2 separate regions of the Homo sapiens genome follow, and region 1 is linked to region 2. A link is a loop called in an ENCODE intact Hi-C map of the cell type or tissue named here. Cell type or tissue: breast epithelium. All regions are shown on one strand. Links, peaks and the distances in the headings refer to the core of each region. The heading gives the core; the rest is flanking DNA.

Evidence for each region. Hi-C counts contacts between places; a loop is a spot of excess contacts. Peaks named below come from ENCODE experiments on the same cell type or tissue, not always from the same donor. Only the 100,000 strongest peaks of a DNase experiment are listed, where the experiment ranks them.
Region 1: a loop joins it to region 2, with 15 times the contacts of the local background. A loop is called at or near these places in 1 of 110 quality-filtered maps.

Annotation. Positions count from the first base shown.
Region 1 is chr6:35,749,789-35,759,206 of GRCh38, forward strand. No RefSeq gene overlaps it. Among named protein-coding and RNA genes, the nearest start is that of ARMC12, 17 kb to the left of the region's middle. RefSeq lists an enhancer at 5,440-6,029. In breast epithelium, for the core only: no CTCF peak of the experiment used is centred there; no DNase peak of the experiment used is centred there.
Region 2 is chr6:35,809,735-35,812,234 of GRCh38, forward strand. All of the region lies in intron 1 of LHFPL5 (LHFPL tetraspan subfamily member 5), which reads left to right. Among named protein-coding and RNA genes, the nearest start is that of LHFPL5, 5.6 kb to the left of the region's middle. In breast epithelium, for the core only: no CTCF peak of the experiment used is centred there; no DNase peak of the experiment used is centred there; H3K27ac peaks cover 282 bases.

The DNA.
Region 1 (9,418 bases), core at 3,829-6,328, 56 kb before region 2:
TGTTTACACTGCATGCCCATTGCAGATCAGCGGTGGGGGTGGAAGGGCAGGCCTCTACTCCACAACATCCTCACACAGAGACCCAGGTTGAGGGAGGCTTCCTCATTGTGTTTCTACAACTATTACAGAAGGACAGGGAATGTGGTAGTGATAAATGTCATCACTTCTGCTCACATCTCATTAGCCAAAGGGGATGAGGAAGATCATTCTTTCCACGTGTCCAAGGAAGAACTGTTGATCCTTGGTGACAGCATGAATGACAGAGATCTGCAGGCATACTGGGTCAGAAAGGGAGCTCTGGAATCAGAGTGCTCGCTTCCAGTCCCAGCTCTGTCACTTACTGTGTGACCTCAGGGGAGCAGTTAACCCTATTTGAGCTTCAGGCCCCTCATCTATAAAATGCATATAATAATAGTACTGATTTCATGACGCTGTTGGGAAAATGAAAGGGGGATTATATGAGTTAACGAACGTAAGCCACAGTGTTCTGCATGCATTCCTCAAAGATGGGCTCTGAGGAGCTATGAAATCATCACTGAGAAAGCCGGGCAGAGTGGCTCACGCCTGTAATCCCAGCACTTTGGGAGGCTGAGGCGGGAGGATCACCCGAGGTCGGGAGTTCGAGACCAGCCTGACCAACACGGAGAAACCCCGTCTCTACTAAAAATACAAAACTAGCCAGATGTGGTGGCGGGCACCTGTAATCCCAGCTACTTGGGAAGCTGAGGCAGGAGAATTGCTTGAACCCGGGAGGCAGAGGTTGCGGTGAGCTGAGATCACGCTATTGCACTCCAGCCTCAGAGACAGAGGTGCGAGACTCCATCTCAAAAAAAAAAAGAAATCATCACTGAGAAAACAAAAGATCATCACTGGGGAGGTCCTTGGAGAGTGTTGCCTCCAGCATTTCTCCAGTCTCTTCAGGTTATGGGCACTGGGGAGTCCTAGAGTCCTCTATGAAGCGTGCTGAAAAGTCATTGAAACTTAGCTTTGGAAACCAGAACAATGGTGTGAGTAATATAACACCATAACCATGAAGTTTCCAGAAACAAGAAGACTGTCAAACCAAATATGGTCATCCATTTTCCAATTCCCCATTCATTTGCGTTTCCCAGTTGTTCCTTCATTGTTTTTTTTGTTTTTTTGAGACGGAGTCTCGCTCTGTCGCCAGGCTGGAGTACAGTGGTACAATCTCAGCTCACTGCATCCTCTGCCTCCCGGGTTCAAGCAATTCTCCTGCCTCAGCCTCCCGAGTAGCTGGGACTACAGGAGCGCGCCACAACACCCAGCTAATTTTTTGTATTTTTTAGTAGAGAAGGGGTTTCACCATGTTGGCCAGGATGGTCTCGATCTCCTGACCTCGTGATCCCCCCACCTTGGCCTCCCAAAGTGCTAGGGTTACAGGTGTGAGCCACCACGCCCAGCCCTCATTCACTGTTTTATCTGTGAATCCTTGCTGGGAAACAGTAAGGATTGCTAACGGTTTAAGAAAATGCTACGGGAGAGAAACCTAATGTTGGAGCTATTCCCAGCCTGAGACTGCTCGATCTAGGACAAAGAACCTGGTCCAGCCACGGGCTCCCGGTGTTCTTCAGAAGCAGGATTTGAAAACTAGTCTCGTCCAGGACCAACCCTGGCATTTTCCTGAAAGGAAAACAAACCCAAAATGGAAAAGTGACTTGCTCAAGGTCACATGACTGGTCTAGGGCAGAAATAGGATTAGAACCTCCTACTACTGAGCTTTTCTTTTGCCCTCACATTCTTCGGTCCAAGCCCCGTAAGAGTGGGTCATGGATTCTAAGCCCAAACCTATGGAAACTGAGGAGGATCTTGATGCTTCTGGATTTTAGAGGCCAGTTTAGGACTGAAGTACTTAAAGGAAATCTGTCCCCACTTAATCCCTGGCCCAAGGTCATATCACTCAGGTGGAAGAGGGAGGGTGTTTCTTGATGAGGATGGGCTGATGAGAAAGAGCCAGAGCCTATAGAGAGGCCAACCCCGTCACTGTCTCCCAGAATGAGTGGGCAGTCACTACCAGATCTGAATCAGCATCCCTTGTTTCCCTCCTGAGTTCAGGCCTGAGGCTGCTCCTTCTTGCTGCTGAATACACTGCAGCCACCCCAGTGGAACTTGTCAAATGCCGACGTTTCCTTTCGACCAGCTCCATGTGTGCCCATGTCACCAACAAGGTGTTGGGCATCACTTTCAAATTCTCCTCCCCACCACATCCACCTAGTTCCCCCATTTCCACTGCTACTGCCCTGTCCTCCACATCAGGACTTGCCTACTTCTTTCTTTCTTTCTTTTTTTTTTTTTTTGAGACAGGGTCTCACTCTGTCTCCCAGGCTAAAGTGCAGTGGAGCAAACACAGCTCACTGCAGCCTCGACCTCCCAGGCTCACGTGGTCCTTCCACGTCAGCCTCCTTGGGTAGCTGGGACTACAGGAGTGTGCCACCGCGCCCAGCTAATCTTTTGTATTTTTTTTGTAAAGACGAGGTTTTGCATGTTTCCCAGGCTGGTCTCAAACTCCTGAGCTCAAGCAATCCACCTTCCTCAGCCTCCCAAAGTGTTGGGATTACAGGTGTGAGCCACCACACTGGGCCTGACTTTTCCTCCTCCTGGTTTCCATCCTCTCCAGCCCTACGCACTCCAGGCTAATTTTATAATCACACATGGCACCATTCTCAAAAACCTTCAGGGGCTCCCCATTGCCATGGTGAAATCTTTCTCGGCATCAAAGCAAAGTCACGTGATCTGACAGGTATAAATGTATTCTCAGCAAAAGGTTGAGTTTTGTCCTCAAAGATGTGGTCACTGGACCCCTTTTTTACATGACGAAACCAAATGAATTAGCTTTGCATTCAAGGCTCTTCACAGTGTGATCCTCTTGCCTGCCACAAGCCTACTGTGCCACATCTCTGCTCCAGCCAAACTGGAGCAAACTAGTCATTGCTGCCCTAATCATACCATGTGTACTCTTGCTCCAAACATGTTTTCTTTTTTTTTCTTTAAATTACTATTATAAAGAGAAGATGCCTCCAAACATTTTTTTTTTTTCCTTTTTTTGAGACGGAGTTTTGCTCGTTGCCCAGGTTGGAGTGCAAGGGCGCGATATCTCGGCTCACCGCAACCTCCACCTCCTGGGTTCAAGCGATTCTCCTGCCTCAGTCTCCCAAGTAGCTGGGATTACAGGCATGCGCCACCACCATGCCTGGCTAATTTTGTATTTTTAGTAGAGACGGGGTTTTTCCATGTTGCCCAGGATGGTCTCAAACTCCCGACCTCAGGTGATCTGCCCACCTCGGCCTCCAGAGTGCTGGGATTACAGGCATGAGCCACCGCACCTGGCTTACTTTTGATACAACTTTCCTGCTGCCTAGAATGCTAGAATGGCCTTCCCTCTTCTTCCAACTGGGTTGTGCCTTCTAGTGTCATCAAAGTTGACGTCCCACTGCAGCCTAGATCTTTTTTCAAGCATACTAGCCTCTGGTGCACCCTGCAGCACTTCTCATCTGAACCTCTCACTTGGCATTTGGCAAATTAAAGCTTGAATCTTATATACCTTGTTCTTTTATTCTTTTTTGCAGTAGGACATATGTTTTTTGTTCTTTGTGGTTTTTTTCTTTTGAGATGGAGTCTCACTCTGTCGCCTAGGCTGGAGTGCAGTGGCATGATCTTGGTTCACTGCAACCTCTGCATCCCCAGGTTCAGGAGATTCTCCTGCCTCAGCCTCCTGAGTAACTAGGATTATAGGTGCCCACCACCATGCCCAGCTAATTTTTTTTTTGAGACGGAGTCTTGCTCTATTGTCCAGGCTGGAGTGCAGTGGCACGATCTTGGCTCACTGCAACCTCTGCCTCCCAGGTTCAAGCGATTCTCCTGCCTCAGCCTCCCGAGTAGCTGGGATTATGGACACGCACCATCATGCCTGGCTAAATTTTGTATTTTTAGTAGAGACCAAGTTTCGCCATGTTGGCCAGGCTGGTCTCGAACTCCTGACCTCAAGCGATCTGCCTGCCTCGGCCTCACAAAGTGCTGGGTTTATAGGTTTGAGTCACTGTGCCTGGCCTGCCTGCAGTAGGACATATCTGACTGCTTACCAAAGCCTTGAAGAGCCGGGCGTGGTGGCTCATGCCCTGCACTTTGGGAGGCCGAGACGGGCGGATCACGAGTTCAGGAGATGGAGACCATCCTGGCTAACGTGGTGAAACCCCATCTCTACTAAAAATAAAATACAAAAAATTAGCTGGATGTGGTGGCGGGCGCCTATAGTCCCAAGCTACTCGGGAGGCTGAGGCAGGAGAATGGTGTGAACCCAGTAGGCAGAGCTTGCAGTGAGCGGAGATCGCGCCACTGCATGCCAGCCTGGGCGACAGAGCCAGACACCATCTCAAAAAAAACAAAAACAGAAACAAAAACAAAAAAAACCTTGAAGGAAGAGCCTGCTCAGGGCAGGCACATGATAATGGCAATTGGCTGATGGTAATGAAAGGAATTGGCAGTGGGAAGATCAGATGGGAGTGGTGTATTATCTGCTGCCATGTAACAAATTATGAGAAAACTTGTGTATCAGCTTGGGTCTGATCAAGAGAGAAACCTCACAGTAATTTAACAGGAAATTTTAATATGATTATTAAAACAGGGGATTGGAGTAACAAAGAATTGTTTAGTAAGGAGTTATGAGAACCCTATGGAATAATGAATAGCTGACATGAGGAGCAGCCCCTACCTCCCAAGATACAGCACCCAAGAAAGAGATACCCTCTCCCCACCCAGGGCTGAGATCCAGACCTTGTTGAGTAGAGCACAGCCCACAGCTCACTAGGTGGCAGAAAAGTCACTGTACTGTCATGCCAGTGGAACTTGCCAGAAATATGCCCTCTAGGATGCCAGGGAAAGCTCTTTCCCAAGGAGGTGTGGAACCAGAGACTTTCGACTACAGAACTAACTGAGTGGGGTGTGCAGGGGAAGCTGCTTCCCACTGGGTGCTGCTGGCCTTCATGTGCTGTGGGAGGCGGCACTGGAGTACCTGTGGGTGCTGCAGGAGCCTGATGCGGCAGAAGCCACATGCACGCAGGTGGTATGTGAGGCAGAAGTTGGAGGTATTCTGCTTACACTACAGCCCAAGGTGGACAGTGCCAGGAGAAGCTGCTAGCCACTGGGTGTTGCTGGTTACTCTGGGAACTGGGCACTGAAAGCTGTTTGCAGAGCAGGAGCCTGTCAATCAAGCACACTAGAACCAGGAAGCAAAAACCTCTTCCTCCCAAAATGTCTCTCCAGCTCCCTTCCTCTTAGTCATTTAAATATCAATAAACATATGTTACTTCTCACAGGAATTTGAGAGCATCTTGACTGGGTGGTTCTGGCTCAGTCAAGCTGTGGTTACAGTCACGCTTTTGCCAAGGACTGTTGTTATTTGAAGGCTTGACTGGGGCTGGAGGATCCCCTTCCAAGACAGCGCACTTATGGGACTGACAAGTTGGTGCCAGCTGTTGGCAGGAGGCCTCAGTCTTTCTACACGTGGGCATCTCCACAGGGGTGTTTGAGAGTCTTCATGACATAGCAGCTGGCTTCCCTTATAGTAAATCGTCCAGGAGAGAACAGAGCAGACGCTGCAATGCCTTTTCTGACCTCACCTCAGAAGTCATACACTGTCACTTCTGCCACATTCTATTCATTAGAAGTCAGTCTAGCCCCCATTCAAAGGAAGGCAGTTAGGCTCTACCTATTAAAGGGAAGAATATCAAGGAATGTGTGAGCATTTAAAAACCACTACAGGGACACTGTCAACAAAGACTAATTGGACACCTACTGTGTGCTCAGCAGCTAGATGCATCTGTATCCCCACAGAGACAATCCCTGCCAAGAAGAAGAGAAATTTTATAACCAGTAGTTGACACTCCATCCTTTCCCTCTGTCTTTTTTTCCAGCTGTTTAGCTTGTTTTCTCAACTACAGGCCTCTTTGACCCTCAGGCAATTCTATTTACAAAGAAACATCTCTTCTCATCTTCTCATTTAATTCTAAGGTTTCAGAGAAGAGGAGTGGCTTGAATTGGATCTCCAGAGAGGAGAGAGAAGAGCTCTCCAGGTTGGGATAGTTGGACTTTACAGGAAGGGAAACCAATCAGAGTTTCCCTCTGATGGGATTGTGATGGGGTAGGGTGCTGGTAGATGATTTTGGCCAGGCAGATGGCCAGTTACTTCTCTAACTGATTACCTGAAGGAGATGTATGAGAGACAGACACAAAGGGAACTCCAGCCCCACTGCATGGCTTCCAGTAGGACCTCAACACAGGGTTCTCAAGCAAAACTTGGCTGGAGTCCCCAGGTGTGTCTTAAAACTTAAAGCAGGGGCCGGGTACCTGTAATCCCAGTGCTTTGGGAGGACAGGCAGGGGGATCACTTGAGGCCAGGAGTTCCAGACCAACCTGGGCAACATAGCAAGACCCCCATTTCTTTTCTTTTCTTTTTTTTTTTGAGAAGGAGTTTCACTCTTGTTGCCCAGCCTGGAGTGCAACAGCGCGATCTGGGCTCACCGCAACCTCCGCCTCTCGTGTTCAAGCAATTCTCTTGTGTCTCAGCCTCCTGAGTAGCTGGGATTACAAGCGCCCACCACTACGCCTGGCTAATTTTTGGTATTTTTAGTAGAGACGGGGGTTTCACCATGTTGGCCAGGCTGGTCTCGAACCCCTGACCTGACCTCAGGTGATCCACCTGCCTTGGCCTCCCAAAGTGTTGGGATTACAGGCGTGAGCCACCATGCAAGACCCCCATTTCTTTTTTTGTTTTTTGTTTTTTGTTTTGAGACGGAGTCTCACTCTGTCACCCAGGCTGGAGTGGCACGATCTCGGCTCACTGCAAGCTCTGCCTCCCTGATTTCACGCCATTCTCCTGCCTCAGCCTCCGAGTAGCTGGCACTACAGGCGCCCGCCACAATGCCCAGCTAATTTTTTGTATTTTTAGTAGAGACGGGGTTTCACTGTATTAGCCAGGATGGTCTCGATCTCCTGACCTTGTGATCCGCCCACCTTGGGCTCCCAAAGTGCTGGGATTACAGGCATGAGCCACCACGCCCGGCCGAGATTGGTTTCATTTTTATGAAACAGGAATTTTTTTTATCATCATCAAATACAACCTTTATACATCTCTGATAATAATAAATGGCAAATGTGGTAGGCAGCCTTCTAAAACTATCCCAGTGACCCCCACTTCTTAAATATGTCCTGTTTAATTTGCTGCCCTTGAATCTGAGCTGGACCTAGTAATTTGCTTCTAATCTAGAATATGGCAAAGTGAGAGCATGTTCCTTTTTTCTTTTTTTTTTGAGATGGAGTCTCGCTCTGTCGACCAGGCTGAAGTGCAGTGGCACAATCTCAGCTCACTGCAACCTCCGCCTCCGAGGTTCAAGCAATTCTCCTGCCTCAGCCTCCCAAGTAGCTGGGATTACAGGTGCCTGCCACCATGCCCAGCTAATTTTTTTAAATTTTTAATAGAGACGAGGTTTTGCTATGTTGGCCAGGCTGGTCTCGAACTTCTGATCTCTGGTGATCCGCCTGCATCGGCCTCCCAAAGTGTTGGGATTACAGGCGTGAGCCACTGCGCCCGGGCCGCATGTTACTTTTGAAATTAAATTACAAAAGACTGTGATTCCTCTTGTTCCCATTCTCTCTTGCCCTTTCACATGCTCATGCTGATAAAGGCAGCTGCCAAGTTGTGAGCTTCCTTGTAGACAGGCCTACATGGTAAGGAACCCGGGAAGGACCCAGGCCAACAGACTCTGCAGAGCCAAAGTTGTCAATCCAACAGCTTGTAAGGACCCAAAACCTGCCAACAACCTCTCGAATAAGCCTGGAAGCAAATGCACCCCCCAGTGGAAACTGAAGATGACTGCAACCGCAGCCAGTGTGAGAAACTCAGAGCCAGACTACATGGCTAAGCTGTGATAGATTCCTGACACACAGAAACCATGAGATAAAAAATAATGAGTTAAGCCACTGATATGGTTTGGCTGTGTGTCCCCACCCAAACCTCCTGTCGAACTGTAATTCCCAATGTTGGGGGAGGGACCTGGTGGGAGGTGATTGGATCATGGGGGCAGATCCCCGCTTGCTGTTCTCATGAAAGTGACTGAGTTCTCAATGAGATCCGATGGTTTAAAAGTGTGCGACACTTCCCCCTCTGCTCTCTCTGCCATGGTAAGATGCGCCTGCTTCCCCTTTGCCTTCCGCCATGATTGTAAGTTTCCTGATGCCTCAGCCATGCTTCCTGTACAGGCTGTGGAAGTGTGAATCGACAAACCTCTTTTCTTCATAAATTACCATCTCAGGTAGTTCTTTATAGCAGTGTGAGAACAGACTAATACAGCCACTAAACTTTGGGGGAATTCGTTTATGCAAGAAGGTAATCAATACAACAGGTGATTGTTCCAAGGGTCCAGGCACTGGGTCAGTTCTCTTCTTCCACTCAAGGATGGGAAGAAGAATACTCAATGCTACATTCCAGTGTGAGCCTTTAATGACTGTGACTCCTCCCCACAAGTAACTATGGCCATCTGTGTGTCCTGGAACATGACATGGATTCCTTTGAGAGAAGCAGGAAGGGCATGGAGGGAGCTTCCCCCTCTACAACACCTGCTCCCCCTGAGCCCAAGAATAAACCAAAACCCCAGCCTGGGAGGCCCCCTTTCCTCTCCAATGTCTTCCTTTCCTCAAAATCCCCTTATTGCCCCCGAGTTGCTCAGTCATTGCCACCTTAGAATGTTCTTTCCCATGAGCTGGGCCAAGGAGTCCTACAGTCAAAACTAAGTGATGGCCAGGGACAGTGGCTCATGCCTGTAATCCCAGCACTTTGGGAGGCTGAGGTGGGCAGATTGCTTGAGCTCAGGAGTTTGAGAATAGCCTGGAAACATGGCAAAACCCCACCTCTACCAAAAAAAAAAAAAAAAGAAAAAAGAGAGAAAAATTAGCCAGGCATGATGGCACACGCCTGTAATCCCAGCTACTAGGGAGGCTGAGGTAGGAGGATGGGTTGAGCCAGGAGGTCGAGGCTGCGGTAAGCCATGATTGTGCCACTGCACTCTAGCTGGGGAGACAGAGTGAGATTCTGTCACAAACAAACAAACAAACAAACAAACAAAGTGATGCCTACTTTGGCCGGGCGTTGTGGCTCACGTCTGTAATCCCAGCACTTTGGGAGGCCGAGGCGGGCAGATAACTTGAGGTCAGGAGTTCAAGACCAGCCCGGCCAACATGGGGAAACCCCATCTCTACTAAAAATACAAAAATTAGCCAGGCATGATGGCGCGCATTTGTAGTCCCAGCTACTTGGGGGGCTGAGGCAGGAGAATCACTTGAGCCCAGAGGTTGCAGTGAGCTGAGATCGTTCCACTGCACTCCAGCCTGGGTGACAGAGTGAAACTGT
Region 2 (2,500 bases), core at 1-2,500:
CTCAGGCGATCTGCCTGCCTCAGCCTCCCAAAGTGCTGGGATTACAGGCGTGAGCCACCGCACCCGGCCTTATTATTGTTTTTAATTGACATAATAATTGTACATATTTATGGGCTACAGTGTGATATTTCGATACATGTATACAAGCTGGGCTTGAAATCCAGGCAGCCTGATCTAATGTTTCCTAGCTTTTCCTACTGAGAAAATGAAGGTAATTAGCATATCCATCACCTCAAACACTTAAAACATTTCTTTGAGTTGGGACGATTTCAAATTTGCTGTTCCAGCTATTTGAAAATATACGATAGATTGCTGTTGGTTATACTCACTCTACAGTGCTAAAGAACACTAGAGCTTACTCCTCCTGTCTAGCTATACTTTTGTATCCATTAACCAACCTTTAGCTGCCCCCGCTCCCCTCTGGGGTCCCTTTTATAAGGGTTCCAATCCCATTCGTGGAGGGCCCTACCCTCATGACCTAATCACCTCCCAAAGGCCCCACCTCCTAACACCATCACACTGGAGGTTAGGATTTCAACACAGGAAATCTGGGAGGAACAAACATTCCACTGTACCCCATCTGTAGAACATAGCAGCAGTACCCACTTCAGGGGGGTTCTGTGAAGATGGGATAATAGAATGCATGTAAAACACCTTGCACATGGTAAGTGCTCAGTACCTGTGAAAAACACAAAAAACAGGCTGGGCATGGTGGCTCAAGCCTGTAATCCCAGCATTTTGGGAGGCCGAGGTGGGTGGATCATGATGTCAGGAGATCGAGACCATCCTGGCTAACACAGTGACACCCCGTGTTACAAAAAAATACAAAAAAATTAGACAGGTGACATAATCCAGGATGCAACTGGGAAAGTCCCAGGCACAGCTGCCCTGTGGGCAGGGGATAATCCCCCCAAAAAATACAAAAAAATACAAAAATAAAAAATTAGCTGGGCTTGGTGGCGGGCGCCTGTAGTCCCAGCTACTTGGGAGGCTGAGGCAGGAGAATGGCGTGAACCCAGGAGGCAGAGCTTGCAGTGAGCCAAGATCGCGCCACTGCACTCCAGCCTGGGCGACAGAGTGAGACTCCGTCTCAAAAAAAAAAAAAAAAAAGAAAGAAAAGAAAAACACAAGAAACAACTATATCAGTGAGCATGAGAAGTGATGCCGTAGTAACAAACCACTCCCAAATCTTGGTGGCTTAGAACAACGGTTTATGTATTTCTTGCTTATGGTCCGTGCCAACCGGGGATCGGTGGGGGCTCCGCTCTCACTGTTGTCTCCTGGGACCCTCGCTAGTGGCATCAGTCACCATCAGCTGTCCTCGCATCAGAGGGAAGGGAACTCTGGGAGGTCTCCCACTGCAGCTAAGTGCTGTGGCCCGGAAATACACACATCTCTGCTCACATGTCATTGGCCAGAGGAAGGCAGATGGCCTCACTTAACCTCAAGAGAGCGGAGCAAGGAAGTACAACCTTGCCTTGCACCTGGAATATTCGTGAGCAGCTCTAATGGCATCCATGTCACTGAGGTGGCTTCTGTCTGACTCCAATGTCAATAATAATAGCAGTGACTAACATTAATTGGCCACTTTCCATGTACAAGACATCATAGTAAGCGTTTTCTGTAAATGATCACACTTAATCCTCACAGTGCTGCTATGAGTCAGATACTTTACAGACAACAGGACGGAAGTCAGAGAGGGTAAGTAACCTGGCCTGAGAACACTGTGCTGGCTTCTGCTTAGAGCCTTGAGATGCCACAACTGGGGCTGACACCCACTGTCCCCAGAACCGTGGGTGGATGGGTAGAGTGCTCGCAGGGGACTGTGGCACCAACACCCTGTTTCCAGGTCAGAGGCCCTGGGCTTTTTTCCGGAGCCCCCACAGGAAGATGGTGCAGGAGGGGAGGGGCCACGGGAGGAAGTGATGGAGAGAATGCAAAGCCTGGAAGGGCAGCTCCTTCCCACCTTCACCTCTGCCCATGAAGCCAGGGGCCCTGCCAGGCACTGGAGGGCTGGACTCACATCAAGTCGGGGAAGGGCTGGCTACGTAGGTTTCACCACGGAGCTGTGGATGGCTCCCTCTCCTCCACCGTGGGTATCTTCCTGAACACTTAGTTTTCACTGAACACGTAGGAAGTCTGAAATGTCACCGCTAATTACATTCAGCCCCTGGGAGAGATGTCATGTTCTGGGGGTGGAGGGAATAAACTTTGAAGTCAGGAAAGTCAGGAATGGAGAACTCAGGCCTTGGCCCTGTCATAGCTGGATGACTGGATGGCTGGTAAGTCACTTGGTTTCTTTGAGCCCTCAGTTTTCTAATCTGTAAAATGAGGATATTAATAGCCAGCCCACTTCACAGAAAGGTGATCACAGTCAAGATGGTACATGAAGTATTTTGTGATCTATAAAGAACTATCTAAATAAGCTTCTCCTAAAAAAGATCAAAGGAAGCGTGATACATTTAGGTGGGGAGGTGGGACCCTGATTTTTCCATTTACT